Linked DNA regions of Homo sapiens: region 1 is linked to region 2. A link is a loop called in an ENCODE intact Hi-C map of the cell type or tissue named here. Cell type or tissue: Panc1. All regions are shown on one strand. Links, peaks and the distances in the headings refer to the core of each region. The heading gives the core; the rest is flanking DNA. Region 1 overlaps TFAM (transcription factor A, mitochondrial). Region 2 has its middle 29 kb from the start of CISD1.

The links. Peaks named below come from ENCODE experiments on the same cell type or tissue, not always from the same donor. Only the 100,000 strongest peaks of a DNase experiment are listed, where the experiment ranks them.
Region 1: it touches region 2 in a loop (3-fold over the local background); 48 of 110 quality-filtered maps call a loop at or near these places.

The regions. Positions count from the first base shown.
Region 1 is chr10:58,397,556-58,406,656 of GRCh38, reverse strand. TFAM (transcription factor A, mitochondrial) reads right to left here. Exons shown (of 7, transcript NM_003201.3): 7 at 7,437-9,101. Among named protein-coding and RNA genes, the nearest start is that of TFAM, 17 kb to the right of the region's middle. In Panc1, for the core only: no CTCF peak of the experiment used is centred there; a DNase peak (open chromatin) is centred at 5,905.
Region 2 is chr10:58,293,859-58,302,822 of GRCh38, reverse strand. No RefSeq gene overlaps it. Among named protein-coding and RNA genes, the nearest start is that of CISD1, 29 kb to the right of the region's middle. In Panc1, for the core only: CTCF peaks have their summits at 2,862 and 3,124 (motif pointing left); a DNase peak (open chromatin) is centred at 3,122; H3K27me3 peaks cover 178 bases.

The DNA of each region.
Region 1 (9,101 bases), core at 1,102-9,101, 100 kb before region 2:
GTTTTGAAATTTATTCATGCTAATGTATATATAAGTAGTTCCTGACTTTTTATTGCTGAGCATTCCATCATATAAATATACCTTATTTAGTTTATTCTTTCACTGGTAGAAATTTGGTTTTTATACCCACCAAATTATATTAATGTTGCTTTTATCAAGTGCATTCAATAGCAATTACAATGAGCACACTATCCAGAAATTTTAAGGACTTAGAGCCTAAGGAAACAGGAAATCTTAAAAGTTAAATCCAAATTTATATAGGTATTCTTGCTCCAGAAGACTTACATGATAGGGTGATAAACAAAAGATATCCAAGCATGAAAATATGTTAGTAGGATAAAATTCTATGGAAAGTGTGGAATAGAAAGGTGGGAAAATTCCCAATGATAAGAAGTGTGTTAACTATGGTATTTAGAACCTATTATACACATTTCAAAAGTGATATGACTTTTATCTTAAGTCAGTATTTACAATATGCTAGAAATTTAGTCCTTTATCTCTTTAAACACAAAATTGTATATGCCTATTTTAAAATGTGAATTTGAAAATAAAAAAATAGAAGTAAAAACATTTGAGGACCCCTTTTCTCAGGCCCCACTCTCTGGCTCTTTAATTGTCTGAGGTGGGCAAGAATATTATGTTTTTTTAAAGTTCCTTTGGTGAGGGCAGGCGCAGTGGTTCATGCCTGTAATCCCAGCACTTTGGGAGGCCAAAGTGGGAGGATTGCTTGAGCCCAGAAGTTCGAGACCGGCCAGGGCAACACAGCAAGACCCCATCTCTACAAAAAATTTAAAAAATTAGCTAGGCGTGATGGCACGCACCTGTGGTCCCACCCAGCTACATGGGAGGCTGAGGTGGGAGGATCCCTTGAGCCCAGTAAGTTGAGGCTTCAGTGAGCCTTCTTCGTGCCACTGCACTCCAGCCTGAGCAACAGAGCAAGACCCTGTCTCAAAATAAATTAAGAAATAAACAAACTCCCCCAGGCGACTCTAATGTGCTGCAAGGTTGTGAGGAGCTGGCCTAAAGACAGTGGTCTCTCTCAATTGGACAATGTCGGACAAGGAGTAGAAAAAATGAGAGCCACATTGTTTACCATTTACCTGGGAGTGTTAGTCATCTGGCAAGGTTTAACTATTTGCAAGGTTTATAAAAATACCAAATCAACAAGGCCTTATAGAACTTAAGCTTCAAAAAATGTTAGAGGGCCCAGTAACTATGGTGCCTTCCAATGATGAAACGTTATTTGCAAGGCACTGTACCAATTATTGTAAGTAAGTGGAATTATTTCAACTGTAGACAGTTCCAGGCCTAGAGCACTAAGCCACTTGGAGATATGGTGACAAAGAAAAATTAATTGGCAATTGTCCCTGGGCTCACCTGTTGACCTTTTCCACAGCAATATTTTTTTCTGTTTACTGTCCAAAATCTCAAGTCTGCAACTTAATTTTGTTTTCCACATCCCTATTTCTCCTCTATTCTCTTTTTGTGCCTTACCTGTTTTTTTCTCATCTTTGTTTCTTATTATGATACACCCTATAGTGATGAAAGATGAAACCAGGATTTGAGCTCAATGCTGAATTCCACAATTAATTAGCCGTGTGACCTACTAAATAATCTATAAGATGGGTGTTGTTGTTGTGTATAGTGGGGTGAATGGTAGGCCAAAGAAGGAAATGCTTGCGCCCTAATCCCTGCAGCCCATGAGTATTATTGTATGGCAAAGGATGTGATTAAGTTTCTTGAGATGAAGGGTTTTTCCTGATTATCTGGGAGGACCGTAAATGAAATCACATGTATCCTTGGGAAAGAAAGGCAGAAGGAGTCTGGGGACACATAGAGAAGAGAAGATATGAAAACGGAGCAGAGGGAGCTGCAGCCACTACAAGCCAAAGAATGCTGACAGCACCAGAAACTGGAAGAAACAAAGAACAGATTCTCCCCTAGAGCTTCCACAAGGATTATGGTTCTGTTGACACCTTGATTTTTGACGCCTAGCCTTTTAAAATTACTGTTTTTTATTTTTTTAAAACAAGGTCTAGCTCTGTTGTCCAGGCTGGAGTGCAGTGGTGCAGTCTCGGCTTACTGCTGCCTCAAACTCCCTGACACAAGCGAGCCTCCCACCTCAGCCTCCCAAGTAGCTGGGAATACAGTTGTGCACCACCACGACTAGCTAATTTTTTACTAGAGATGAGGTCTCACTATGTGGCCCAGGCTGGTCTCGAACCCCTGGCTCAAGTGATCCTCTTGCCTCAGCCCCCCAGAGTGCTAGAATTACAGGCATGAGCCAGGATTACTTCCGCCCTTTAGAACTGTGAGAGAATAAATTTCTCTTGTTTGAAGTTACCAAATTTCTGGTTATTTGTTACAGCAGCCACAGGAAACCAATAATCCTGGTTACTTCCCAAGGCAAAGAAGAAGCTAAGCAATACACAAGTGCTTTGTAAACTAAACTGTTACACAAGTACAAGCTCTCTTTACTGGTCACTTTCCACAGGGATTTCTAATACCATGCACACAGCTGTTGTCATGGATCAGTCTTCATGGAAAAGACTTCAGGGGAGTTCCTGGGGCTTTCCTGTCTCATTGCACACACTTCTCCCCAATCCTTCTCTTTCCAAAAAGTTTAGTATTTCTTTCGGTAGTGGTGTGGATATTGCTAATTGTAGCAGCCCCCCAGAAAAAGAGTTAGAACTACCTTAGCCATGTCTCTTGAACCTAGGAAGCAATTACTCTTCTCTTTATCACAAGATCCTTCAGGATATAGAGCAGGCTTTCTCAACAGCAGCAAGACTGATGTTTGGGACTGGACAATTCTTTGCTATGGGGATGACTCTGCAGCATCCTTGTCCTCTACCCACTAGATGCCAGTAGTACCCTCCCCAGTCATGACAATCATGTATTTCTCAGAATAATGCCAAATGTTCTGAGGCAAACTGCTCTGCCCTCCCTCCCCACCAATCAGGTCAAGAAACCCTGATTTAGAGGATGACAGGACATGACTGGCCAAAGATCTATCTAGTGTGACTGTATTAGGGAAGCAGAAGCCTAGAAGAGCCAGAGTGACACCATTTTAAAATCAACTCCATCTTAAACTTCCCAGTCATGACCCATAGAACTAAGATGTTCACAGCTAAGAAAACAGCTTAAAGACACCTGTAAGAACAAACTCCTACAGCAGAAAGTCCAGAAGTCCCAATACTCATAACAATATATGCTTCCAAGAATTATAGTTATGCTTTGATGCACTTACACACTAAGAAGTCAAACACAGAGTTATTTATTTATTTATCTGAGATGGAGTTTGGCTCTGTCACCCAAGCTGGAGTGCAGTGGCATGATCTTGGTTCACTGCAACCTCCGCTTCCCGGGTTCAAATGATTCTCCTGCCTCAACCTCTTGAATAGCTGGGATTACAGGTGTGTGCCACCATGCCTGGCTAATTTTTGTATTTCGTAGTAGAGATGGGGTTTCGCCATGTTGGCCAGGCTGGTCTTGAACTCCTGGCCTCAAATGATCCGCCCATCTAGGCCTCCCAAAGTGCTGGGATTACAGGCGTGAGCCACCGCACCTGGCCAAGGATGGATTTCCTTAAATCAATAAAGTACTAAATTTTGTCATGCTATCTGTCTATCCACCTGTACGCACACCTTAGTCTTTACATAGAGAAGACCCCTATATAAGAAAAACTTAAAGACAGTGCATTCCTCTGCTTGTTTTCTGAGGATGCCTACTCTGGAATGGAGTAGCTTTCAATAAACTATCTCTTCTCACTGCACTTTGCAACTCATCTTGAATTCTTTCCTGTGCAAGATCCAAGCCTCTATTGGGGTCTGAATCAAGATCCCCTTTCTGGTAACAGCTCCATTCCTTGTAGATAACCCCAATCTCCATTCATACATTAAGATTTGTCCTAGATGTCAACAGAGGACGTATGTCCTAGTAGCTTGCTGATTCATCATGAAATTGGTCTTTTTGATAGTTTCATCAGTGTTTCTTAAATTACGATCAATATTCCATCTGTGGCAGGATCACTTGAGCCTCTTGTTGACCTGCTGAGAGATCCAGGAATTTCCATTTTACGTGTTTTACAGATGATTCTTAAAATTTCTTTGATAAACACTAGTTTGGATGAACTTCAGACTCCAGGTAGATGATGTTATTTATTCTACTCTCCTGGTTCTGGAAACTGATCCCAGTTCTCCCTGACAAAGTCCTCCTTCACACTTGCTGTCAGTTGAACATCTGATTCTGGAGACCCCAGCCTAACTTCTGCCTACACTGACATCTCAGGCTGTCTGTTGTCACTTACAGTACTGATGTCTCACCTTTCTGTCCCCAATAGCATTGATGTCCTTGGATACAAGCTCTGATTTCTTTGGATGCATTCAGAGCTCTTATGTTTGTCTCTATATAAATAAAGCCTTGGCTATGCCTAATGTAGTAACTCTATCAACCCTTCCAGCTTTAACATATTTTTGTATGCATGCCTGCATCCTAAATCCTAGCCTTGTTCTGCCTTTAGAGCCCTGGATACAATAACCTAGAGGGACCAGAAATCTATAGGTCTAGGTAGAGAAATGATCAAATTGAAGGAATTCAGCTCCTTCTTCAACATTCCCCATCTTGGCTGCCCAAAGAAACTTAAGCATAACCTTTTCTATCTTTCTCTACCTTATCTCTCACACTCCATCAATTATCAAGTCCTGTGGATTCAACTTCTCAAATATCTCTTGAATTAACCGAATTCTGTCCATCCTAACACGAGGCAATTGAACGTGCTGTTTCTCCTGCCTTTCCACAAATATAGAAGACTGTCAGCTGCACAGCAGCCACTCTCACTGGCAGGTTAGCCCACAATCATGCTCCAAAATTATGTAGAGAACAAATTTATAATCTGCCATAAGCAAGTTAATATGAAGATGCCACTGATGACACAGAATACTAGAAACTAATATACAAAAGCACCAACTTTAATTACAGATCCAATATATCCCTATCAAAACCCAGCTGGTTTCTTTACAGAAATTGACAAGCTGATCCTAAAATTCAGATGAATATGAAAGAGATCCAGAGTAGTTAAAACAATCTTCAAAAAAATCAAAGTTGGAGATCTCAGATTTCCTATTATAAAATTTATAACAAATTACAGTAGTCAAGACAATGTCATACTGGCATAAAGACGACATATAAATCAATGTAATAGAATTGAGACTTCAGATATAAACCCATAGATCTGTGGTCAATCGATTTTTCACCAGGGTGTCAAGACAATTCAACAGAGAAAAAATAATCTTTTCAACAAATGGTGCTAGGAAAACAGATATCCACAGGTGAAAGAATGAAGCTAGACACCTATCTCACATCATACACAAAAATTAACTCAAAATGGATAGACCTACATGCAAGAGCTAAAACTATAAAACAGAAGAAAATACTGGGGGTAAATCTTCATAATCTTCAATTTTGCAATGGTCTCTTGGATATGACACCAAAAGCACAAGCAACAAAATGAAATAGATAAACTGGACCCCATCAAAATTAAAATTATTGTGCTGCAACTGATACCATCAATAAAGTGAAAAAACAATTCCTGGAATGGGAGAAAATATTTGTAATTAATTTATTTTATAGTGGCTTTATGTCTATTATATATACAGAACTCCTGAAACTGTAATAAATGAGATAACCCATTTCAAAATGGGCAAAGAACTGGAATAGATAATTTTCCAAAGAAATACAAGTGGCCAAGAAGTACATAAAAAAATGCTCAACATCATTAGTCAGAATGTAAACACATCAAAATCACGAGATACTTCAAACCCACTAGGATGGCTATAAAAAAGACATACAATAACAAGTGTAAGATTGCCATATACATGATTCACTCATTATCAGCCACTACTGAACTGCCAGCTTAGGAAGTTAGGAAGCTCTGAGTTATAATACTACTCCCACCAATGATAGCTCCACATTATTAAATCTAAAGAACTTTTTTAAATGGCCAGTTCCACCCTCCAGATTCTGGCCCAGCTATCTGCATGCACTGACGGTTGATTCTACTCAGCCATAGTCAAGAATCACAGCACCCGGCTTGAAAAAAAAAACAAAAAACCTATTCTGCAGTAGCGTATCACTCTACTTTCCTCAGTTTTGAGTAAAATATTCACTGGGGAGAAAAAAGCAAACCTTACGTCTACTGATACCTACCCCTCTCCTGCCCCATGCACCCTGTAATTTCTCTCCAACCACCTTAAGGGCCTTTTTTTTTTTTTTTTTTTTTTTAAAGATAGGGTCCTGCCATGTTGCCCAGGCTTGACTTGAACTCCTAGGTCAAGTGATCCTCCCATCTCAGCCTCCTGAGTAGCTGCGACTACAGGAACCAGCCACCACACACCCATGTCCACCCACCTTAGGGTTAATCTTTGTTACTAGCCCTCACTACTCAGAATTGGTGAGACCTCTCCATTTCTGCTTCACTCAGCTTACGTGGTTTGCTCACACTGACACCAACAAACACCTGTCAATCCCTATGTCCCTCCTGTCTTCCAAAAATACCTAGAAATTGCTGCTCTATTGACGGTAGTATTTCTTGTTTTCTAGTGTTGCTATTATTTGTCTATTGTACTTGGTTTTGCATTTTAGTCACCTGAATGATATCTGGAAGAAGGCGGTTTCACCATTTCAAATCTTTTTTTCACCATTTTATTGTCATTCAGGTTACTACAAATGGTAAGTAGAAGCTCTGCAAAAGTAAAAACTGAGTGGGAGGAAATCATTTTGGGAAAATATTCTGAACTATTTCAGTCCAATTAATATTTGATACTAAGCTTCTACAGCATCAGATGTTACTTATGTCAGCATAAGGAGAAAATTCCTATACTTTAAAAAAGTTTCCATTACCCCCATCTAAATATTGCCTGATAGTCACAGTATAAATTCAAGCTTGGAAAAACTACTGGCATCACTAAGTATCCCCTGACACCAAAGTTCCTGTTCATCTTAGTTACACAACTACTGATGACCTGTTCTGACTGGTGACTGAGAGGAAAAAATAAAGAAATGAGTAAGATGGTCGGTAATACTTCAACACTTCCCAGTGATTAATACATTTGGACCCGTCGTCTCATCACTTAATCCTACCCAACATTTAACGCATGAAATTTCCAGTAAAAAAAAAAACAGAACCTCATAGATGGGTCTAATCAAAACTGCCCTTTCTAAAAATATGAAGGCTAGCAGTTGGTAACCTATATAATAAAAGGTCACTGTGTCAAAACTATGTACTCCTTTCCCTCTTCCCCCATTGTATACCTGATTTGTGGGAAGGGGGAGACGAAATGGGATAAATTTTAAATTAATACAGGCAAAAAAGAATAAAGTCAGAGATTTTCTTAGACATCACATATGTAAATCAGAAACCAATATATAAATGATGCTTGGTGATGAAAAAATGTTTAGTTTATTTAAAATTCCTGTTTAGAGTCAACTTTATTTACTGGCTCCTGTAACCAGTGAAACATTCTGAAATGTATTAGATAATGGTTGTATGTTTTATATATTTCATATCGAATATAGTAAGTGATTTAATCAATTAACAAAAGTCCTTTATTTGTGAACAATGAGAGAGACTGACACTAGCTTTGTATGGTTTTACTTTGGAAAATTTTACAAATTTAAAGTAATAAATGTATTCATTTTCTTACTCTGCAGAAGTTCAATTTTAAAAAGAACATTACTGTTCTAAAATTTCAAAACATACAACATAGTCTGTGCTTGTAACATTTTCAGATTTGTCTGTGACAGCTTGATGTTATGAAGAGAAGGAGGGAGAATGGCTGTGAGTGGAGAAAAGAGCGAGAGAATATTCTTATAGTAAATGTTAGTAAAATTAAGAGAAATAATGGGTACTGTCACTCACAATATAAAAACTTCCTGCTGTTTTAGCACAACCTGGTGGTGATAAATTTTAGATACAGAAAACATCAGAAAAATCAATAAAGTGTTCTAATTACTTTAAATCTACTTATTGTACGCTATTTTTTTTCAATTCAGAAATCTAAATATACACATTCAGAGCAATTAGTAAAAACTAACACATGCCTTGTACAAAAAAAAAGACATTTCCAAAAAGGAGTTAGCCAAACGCAATAGCGTAATTACAGAATTACAGCAAGCTGAATACGTACACAGTATTATTTAAGCAAACATCAGAAAGTAAAATAAATACACAACCCTCCTTCCCCTCATCAAATTACTTTTGTAAAACCTAACATTGGTACTCCAAAGAACAAAAGTATAAAAACTACTGTATGCCTATTCATGACAGTATACACCCTGCTTGATTTCATTTCTTCAGCATCTTTCCTTCTAACACTCAGCTCCTACAGCAACTACTTTGTTGGATGAAATTAAGAAAAGTCTAAAAAATAATAGCAAGGCTTGATGGTCTGCACCTATAATCCCAGCTACTCAGGAGGCTGAGATGGGAGGATCTCTTAAGCCTGGGAGTTCAAGGCTGCAGTGAGCCATGATCACATCACTGCATTCCAGCTTGGACAGAGCAAGACTGTGTCTCCAAAAGAAATAGTAAGGCTTTATGGTCAAGCATGGTGGCTCACACCTATAATCCCAGCACTTAAGGAGGCCAAGGAAGGAGGAACGCTTGATGCCAGGAGTTTGAGACCAGCCTGGGCAACATAGCAAGATCCCATCTTGATTAAAAAAAAAATACAAAAATTAGCCAGGCATGGTGGTGTTCACCTACTGTAGTCCCAACGACTCGGAAGGATCACTTGAGCCCAGGAGGTCAAGGCTGCAGTGAGCCAAGATCACACCATGCCCTCCAGCCTGAGCAATATAATGAGACTCTAACACACACACGTGCACACACACACACACACACACACAAATAAGACTTTATATGAGTGGTCATTGGTTATGATGTTCTTATTCTTTATAAGAGAAAATCTGTGTATACTGTTACAGCTGAATGGCATTTGGTATATGGCATGCCAGTCTTCCACATGTACTGATGTTTAAGAAAGGCTTGGATCCAGTGTGTATTCTGGATGTCGGGGGAAAAAAAGGCTTGGAAACCAGGT
Region 2 (8,964 bases), core at 1-8,000:
TAGGACTAGACATTACAGTGAATATTTAATCAGTATTATTGGCGTCCTGAATATTGATGGCTGCTTTGGTAGAAGGTTAGCTAGTAGTCCACTTTGAGAGGGAATAGAGTCCTTGAAAAATAATTGATGGAGAGTAAAAAGATTATGCCATGAAGTAATTGGGAAGTAAGCACTGGGAAGAACTGAAATTGAGAAGAGGAAAAATAATAATAATAAATAATAACATGGTGTCTTGGCACTTATTATGAACCAGACATTGTGCTACGTGCTTTAGGTATATTATCTGCCTTGTTCCTGACAACAGCCTTTTGAAGTAGCTATCACCTTTTGTATATTACACACACAGAGTCTGAGGTTCAGAGATTCAGAGGTTCATTTGCTGAGGGTCACACAGGTGATAAAGTGGGGTGGAGCCAAGATCTGCAGCCAGCTTTGTCTGATAATAGTCGTCTCAAAGAGTAGAAAGGTAGCAGAAAAAGAAGCAAAAGAAATGTTGTAACATCTCTCTCTTTTTTTAAATGTATAAAGGATGGAACAAAAAAAAGCAGAGAGATAAATTCTGCTGTACCTTGAGGAGGGGAAAAGGCAAAAGGAACTTCTGATAGGGTTGGGACATCTGCTTATTCCTCTAAGGTCACCGGAATTAAAAAGGACTGCCAGCAATGTCTCAGGGAAAAAAACACTTCATCAGAAATCTCTGCGAAGATTATCTGTTGCTAGGATTAATTTCCAAGTCAGCTGGTCCTCAGGGATTATATAGGTGAAACTTTGATGTGAAATCCCATTTTGCCTAGTTTTAGACAGACTGTGATGGAGTGTGATGTAAAGCTTATGGTTTATGTGTGAAGAAACATCTGAAGAAATAAGATCTGAAGAACAGTTTTTAAAGGACACAGGATTAAGCAGCAAGCTAAATATTTGTCTACATACATTATTATTCAGGAATAAAATTGTTGGAGATCATATGATTAGGTGGAAGACATATTGTGGTAAAGCAGCATAATATTATAATCCAGGGCAGATTTTTGATATGTGGACCTGAGAATATAAAGGTTTGGTGGCACTGTGACCAGTAAGTCCCAAAAAAAAAAAAAAACCACTCTGAAATCTGATATCCAGTTAGAGACTATTTTAGATGTTGTGGAAGCTGAAGTCTGTGTAATGAATAGAAGTCCAGAGAGCATGTCAATTTGGGTCAACTCATGCTTAAATGCCTCAGATAAGAAGGAAAGGGACCAATTCACATATAAAATCTATGCCAAATAGCCTGTTGTCTCTAGAGTCAGAATAGAACAAACAGGAGGAGGACAAAAAAATCAAAGGAAAGTAGACATTATCCATATCCTTGCAAAAGGTGTGTAGCCTGAAGGATCAGAGCTACATAAATAATAAAGAGATAAATAAGTGGGAGAAATTTGTAGGCTTCAGGAAAAAAAAATTAAGGGAAGATCTTCAAAAAAGAAGCATGGAGATAGAGGAAGGGACAGAAGAGAAAAAATGAATTAAAATGAGTTAGATTCACATTTGGTCATGATACAAGAGGTGATCTGTTGCTGCAGAAAGCATATAGGACTTCACGTCAACATTATATACCTTCTTTGTTAATGGCATGACCTTTGCAAGGCACCTAACTTTTCAGGCCATCTATAAAATAAGGACCAATAAACCCTACCAACTTTACAGATTTGCTGTGAAGATCAACTGAGATGATATATGAGAAGCATTTTAAAATCTCTATAAAACCCTATGCAGAAATAATAGTATTCATTAGCAGGCAGGTTCTTATAAAATCTAGTTTAAACTGATGGTGCAAGTGATTAAGTGGGGATGAAAATTGAATGGAATTTGCTTAGAAGGAAGGTTGTCATGGAATTCCATGTCACACTGAGCTCTGCTTCTATTGTTTGGGCTGTATTCAAACATTGAGAGTGAGCCTATTTGTTTATTTGTGTTAGTGCCATTGAACAGACAAGTATGACAGGTGTTTCCTTACAGGTCTCTTCCTTATGTATACTATTATAAAGATCCAGGTCATGCTGGATTTTTTCCATGCAGTGTTTTCCAACTATTAAAACCCAAAGAGCTCCCACCTCTTTTCTGGATCTCTCTGAATTTTCTGCTTATACAATAACTTCCAATATAAATTATAATCAGGCTGGGCACGGTGGCTCATGCCTGTAATCCCGGTACTTTGGGAGGCTGAGGCAGTGGATCACTTGAGGTCAGGAGTTCGAGACCAGCCTGGCCATCATGGTGAAACCCCGTCTCTACTAAAAATACAAAAATTAGCTGGGCACACCTGTAATCCCAGCTACGCAGGAGGCTGAGGCACGAGAATCACTTGAACCTGGGAGGCAGAGTTTGCAGTGAGCTGAAATCGCACTACTGCACTCCAGCCTGGGCGACCAAGCGAGACTCGGTCTCAAAAATAAATAAATAAATAATAATCCCCAAAGGCATGTTTACTTCTTTTCTAATTGCATACTTTATACCTTGATTTCTATCTGTAAAGTGACTTTTTAGCTTGCAGTTGGTATTTGTAAGACATCATAAATACTACAAATATATAAATACACAGAGATATACCATAGAAAGTTGACTCTTCATTTCATCCGAGTGCGGAATTATGAATATATGGAATCCTTCTTACCCAGCAGGAAAAAAAAAACCCATAAACTTAAAAGAGTAAGGGTAGAGAAATGTGCTTCACCCCAGAAGTGTATTAAACATTTCCTATAATTTAAGATGTATTTGAAGGCAATGTGAGATTAGAAATTTTATTTGATATTACATGTGGAATTTCTTAGAGCTCTCTGCCAGTGTGCATTTTTCTGTCCTACTGATAAAAGAACAGTCTAAGATCCCCTTACTTTGATCAGCTTACAGTCTGGTTTTTGATTCTGCCCTTAGGGTTTATATTCGCCCCTTTCTTAGCACACCAATAAAAAATTAGACGGTTGAAATCAACTTGCTTCTTTGAAATCAAGTGGCACACGTGCATTCGTCAACAGTATCACTGTTTTTCTAATCTTGATGAAGTGTTAATGAGAAACTTCTACAAAAAAGAGACTTTGACCCACTCCCACCTATTACCTTACCACAGAAATGTGTTGTCAGGCCTCCCCCTGGTGGACATGGTAACAAGTGCATAGAGGTCCCTAAAACTTGGATTTCTCACTAGGCTTTCCCCCTATGGAGCAGATATTAATAAAGGAGGCTAAAGGACAAAAGAGGAACTAGAAAAAAGTAGAAATGTTTGAGCTACTTCTCTCAGTTCAGATTTCCAACCTCCTCACCTTTGTGTGATGTGTTTATTGCTTCTGTCCTTCTCCAGTTTCTTCTTCTGGGTCTTTTAACATTATTAATCAAAGGGTATAACAAAGAAAGCAACCTTAGTCCCCAGAACAACTGTAGTTGGTTGACTATAGTTACCACTAAGCTATAGTTTCTAATAAAGAAAATGGCTTCTTTGAATGGAAACACTCATGACTATGCAGTAGTTATGATTCCTACTCATTCTGACATGCTGTTAAACTGCTGAACCAAAATGGACAGTAATGAATAATGGAACACACTTACCAGGTGTTGTGCACAGTGGAAAGTGCTTCCTGTGCATTCCACCTTCATGACAACTCTGTGAGATAGTTTTCTTATCCATGTTTTTTTTTTTTTTGAGACGGAGTCTCGCTTTGTCGCCCAGGCTGGAATGCAGTGGCGCGATCTCGGCTCACTGCAAGCTCCACCTCCCGGGTTCACGCCATTCTCCTGCCTCAGCCTCCTGAGTAGCTGGGACTACAGGCGCCCGCTGCCACGCCCGGCTAATTTTTATTTTATTTATTTATTTTTATTTTTTAAATTTTATTATTATTACACTTTAAGTTTTAGGGTACATGTGCACAATGTGCAGGTTAGTTACATATGTATACATGTGCCATGCTGGCATGCTGCACCCATTAACTCGTCATTTAGCATTAGGTATATCTCCTAATGCTATCCCTCCCCCCTCCCCCAACCCCACAACAGTCCCCAGAGTGTGATGTTCCCCTTCCTGTGTCCATGTGTTTTCATTGTTCAGTTCCCACCTATGAGTGAGAATATGTGGTGCTTGGTTTTTTGTTCTTGTGATAGTTTACTGAGAATGATGATTTCCAATTTCATCCATGTCCCTACAAAGGACACGAACTCATGATTTTTTATGGCTGCATAGTATTCCATGGTGTATATGTGCCACATTTTCTTAATCCAGTCTATCATTGTTGGACATTTGGGTTGGTTCCAAGTCTTTGCTATTGTGAATAATGCCGTGATAAACATACGTGTGCATGTGTCTTTATAGCAGCATGATTCATAGTCCTTTGGGTATATACCCAGTAATGGGATGGCTGGGTCAAATGGTATTTCTAGTTCTAGATCCCTGAGGAATCACCACACTGACTTCCACAATGGTTGAACTAATTTACAGTCCCATCAACAGTGTAAAAGCGTTCCTATTTCTCCACATCCTCTCTAGCACCTGTTGTTTCCTGACTTTTTAATGATTGCCATTCTAACTGGTGTGAGATGGTATCTCATTGTGGTTTTGATTTGCATTTCTCTGATGGCCAGTGATGGTGAGCATTTTTTCATGTGTTTTTTGGCTGCATAAATGTCTTCTTTTGAGAAGTGTCTGTTCATGTCCTTTGCCCACTTTTTGATGGGGTTGTTTTTTTCTTGTAAATTTGTTTGAGTTCACTGTAGATTCTGGATATTAGCCCTTTGTCAGATAAGTAGGTTGCAACAATTTTCTCCCATTTTGTAGGTTGCCTGTTCACTCTGATGGTAGCTTCTTTTGCTGTGCAGAAGCTCTGTAGTTTAATTAGATCCCATTTGTCAATTTTGGCTTTTGTTGCCATTGCTTTTGGTGTTTTAGACATGTAGTCCTTGCCCATGCCTATGTCCTGAATGGTAATACCTAGGTTTTCTTCTAGGGTTTTTGTCAATAAATGTAATCCAGCATATAAACAGAACCAAAGACAAAAACCACATGATTATCTCAATAGATGCAGAAAAGGCCTTTGACAAAATTCAACAACCCTTCATGCTAAAAACTCTCAATAAATTAGGTATTAATGGGAAGTATCTCAAAATACTAAGAGCTATCTATGAGAAGCCCACAGCCAATAGCATACTGAATGGGCAAAAACTGGAGGCATTCCCTTTGAAAACTGGCACAAGACAGGGATGCCCTCTCTCACCACTCCTATTCAACATAGTGTTGGAAGTTCTGGCCAGGGCAATTAGGCAGGAGAAAGAAATAAAGGGTATTCAATTAGGAAAAGAGGAAGTCAAATTGTCCCTGCTTGCAGATGACATGATAGTATATCTAGAAAACCCCATTGTCTTTGCCCAAAATCTCCTTAAGCTGATAAGCAACTTCAGCAAAGTCTCAGGATACAAAATCAATGTAGAAAAATCACAAGCATTCTTATACACCAATAACAGACAAACAGAGAGCCAAATCATGAGTGAACTCCCATTCACAATTGCTTCAAAGAGAATAAAATACCTAGGAATCCAACTTACAAGGGATGTGAAGGACCTGTTCAAGGAGAACTACGAAGCACTGCTCAATGAAATAAAAGAGGATACAAACAAATGGAAGAACATTCCAAGCTCATGGGTAGGAAGAATCAATATCGTGAAAATGGCCATACTGCCCAAGTTAATTTATAGATTCAATGCCATCCTCATCAAGCTACCAATGACTTTCTTCACAGAATTGGAAAAAACTACTTTAAAGTTCATATGGAACCAAAAAAGAGCCCACATCGCCAAGTCAATCCTAAACCAAAAGAACAAAGCTGCAGGCATCATGCTACCTGACTTCAAACTATACTACAAGGCTACAGTAACCAAAACAGCATGGTACTGGTACCAAAACAGAGATATAGATCAATGGAACAGAACAGAGCCCTCAGAAATAACACCGCATATCTACAACTATCTGATCTTTGACAAACCTGAGAAAAACAAGCAGTGGGGAAAGGATTCCCTATTTAATAAATGGTGCTGGGAAAACTGGCTAGCCATATGTAGAGAGCTGAAACTGGATCTCTTCCTTACACCTTATACAAAAATTAATTCAAGATGGATTAAAGACTTAAATGTTAGACCTAAAACCATAAAAACCCTAGAATTTTTTGTATTTTTTTAGTAGAGACGGGGTTTCACGGTGTTAGCCAGGATGGTCTCGATCTCCTGACCTTGTTATCTGCCCACCTCGGCCTCCCAAAGTGCTGGGATTACAGGCTTATCCATGTTTTGTAGGTTCTTAAAGAGGCTAAATGACCTGACCTAACGTCCTTATCTCTTTGTTAGGGATTCCCCCAATGTGCTCAATAATGAGCAGTGAATAATGAAAAGAATGGTCTTGATATAAATACCCACTTAACCTTCTTCTTCAAAAATCACATGGTGGTATAGCTTAATGTATTTATTTTTATTTTTAATTTTTTTGAGACAGAGTCTTGTTCTGTCACCCAGGCTGGAGTGCAGTAGTGTGATCTTGGCTCACTGCAACCTCCGCCTCCTGGGTTCAAGCGATTCTCCTGCCTCAGCCTCACGAGTAGCTGGGATTACAGGCACCCCCCACCACAGCCGGCTAATTTTTTGTATTTTTATTTTTAGTAGAGACAGGGTTTCACCATGTTGGCCAGGCTGGTCTTGAGCTTTGGACCTCAAGTGGTCCATCTGCCTCAGCCTCCCAAAGTGCAGGGATTACAGGCGTGAGCCGCCACATGTGGCCGGTATAGCTTAATTTAAAACATCACTGTTTGTACTGAGATCATGAAACATTTGTATCCAGGTCAGGTATTTCTTCATTAGGAAATGAGAGGACATAACCACCAGTGATTTAACATTTTAGCCTCTCTGGTGAAGTGATCATGGTTGTGTAAACCAAAAAGTATCAGACAGGTCTCAATCAATTTAGAGATTTATTTTGCCAAGGTTAAGGATTGCGACCCATGACATATCCTCAGGAGGTCCTGAGAACATGTGTCCAAGGTAGCTGGGTTATAGCTTGGTTTTTGTGTGAAGTATATATTGGTTCCATCCAGAACATCAGGACCATTCAGGTCACAGGTGGATTCAAAGATTTTCTGATTGGCAATTTGTAGAAAGATCTAAGTTATTATTTACAAGCTGGGATAAACAGAACAGGGTGTCTGGGTTAAGATAAGCAGTTGTGAAGATCAAAGTTATTATGTAGGTAAAGCCTCAAAGGTGGCTGCTTTTAGAGGCAATAGATGGCAAATATTTCCTCTTCAGACATTTAAAAGATGTTAGAGACTCTCAGCTAATCTCCTCAGGATCAGAAAAAGATCTGGAAAGGGAAGGGGATTCTCTATGGAATGCACATTTCCCCCACAAGAGGCAGCTTTGCAGGGCCATTATAAAATATGTCAAAGAAACATATTTTGGGACAAAATACTTTCATTTCCTTCAGGGCCTGCTATTTGTCATGTAATGCTATACTAGTGTCAGGTTATTTCATCTTTTTTTTGAGACCAAGTCTTGCTCTGTTGCCCAGGCTGGAGTGCAGTGGCACGATCTCGGCTCACTGTCACCTCCGCCTCCTTGGGTCCTGTTTCGGGATCCTGAGTAGCTGGGATTACCATCACACCCCACTAATTTTTGTATTTTTAGTAGAGACAGGGTTTCACCATGTTGGCCAGGCTGGTCTTGAACTTCTGACCTTAAGTGATCCACCTGCTTTGGCCTCCCAAAGTGCTGGGATTACAGGCATGAGCCATGGCACCCGGCTGGAATTTCATGTCTTGTTGCTACCAAGTCTGTCAGTCTTAAGATCTCTATTTTAATGTTAATGCTGGTTTGTTGTGTCTAAACCCCAAAAGGAAGAGGATATAATGAGACATATCTGAGTTCCCACTTCCCAACATGACCTGATCTGGTTTTTCATGTTTGTTTGGCATCACTTTGGCTGAGAGGGGGTCCATTTAGTGGGCTGGGAGGCTTAGTTTTATTTTTGGTTTACATTTGAATACAAGACCTTTTAAGTCTTGGCCAAGGCAATGTGAGCTGCCTCTTCTAACTACTTAATCCTGACATTGAGTCAGGAGTGACAACTAGATTTCATCTTGCATATTAAAAGTCAAGAGAAAAAAAACTATTAATGATATTATTCTACCGGAAGGCACACTGCAGACATAACAAGTGGTGGAACCAATCACATCCATCTTGGTGGAAAGGGCAAGGTGTATTTCTCTGAACTGGTCTCCAAGCCTTGAAACTTGCTGCCTCCATTTCCCTTCAAAAACATAACTCATTTTTTAATTCTTATTGCCCTGACATGGGTGGTTCTAGATTTATGCCCCTTGTACTTATATAGCTTTTGTACTTCACTCTCTCACCTCATAGCTCTAATCATATTAATTAATAAGGACCTTTTTATTTGTCTCTAACACTAGCCTTTTCTCCTACTAAGAGGGATGTGTGTATGTGTATTGATGAACTCCATGAGGGCAGAAATTGTTTCCGTCTTGTTACCTACAGTCTGGCAAACAGTAGGTGCTCGATAATGTGAAAGAAAAGTAACTCAGAGCAGTCTGAGCTATGTGAGGTATGCAGAATTAATCAGGCGAGAGACAGGAATAAGAGACTTCAATCACACCCTTACCCACTGATATGGTCAGGCTTTGTGTCCCCACTCGAATCTCATCTTGAATTGTAAACCCCATAATCCCCATTAAGTCAAGGGAGAGACCAGGTGGAGGTAATTGAATCATGGGGGTCATTTCCCCAATGCTGTTCTCACGATAGTGAGTTCTCAGGAGAGCTGATGGTTTTATAAGGGGCTCTTCCCCCTTTGCTTGGCACTTCTCCTTCCTGCTGCCCCGTGAAGAAGGTGCCTTGCTTCCCCTTCACCTTCTGCCATGAGTTTAAGTTTCCTGAGGCCTCCTCAGC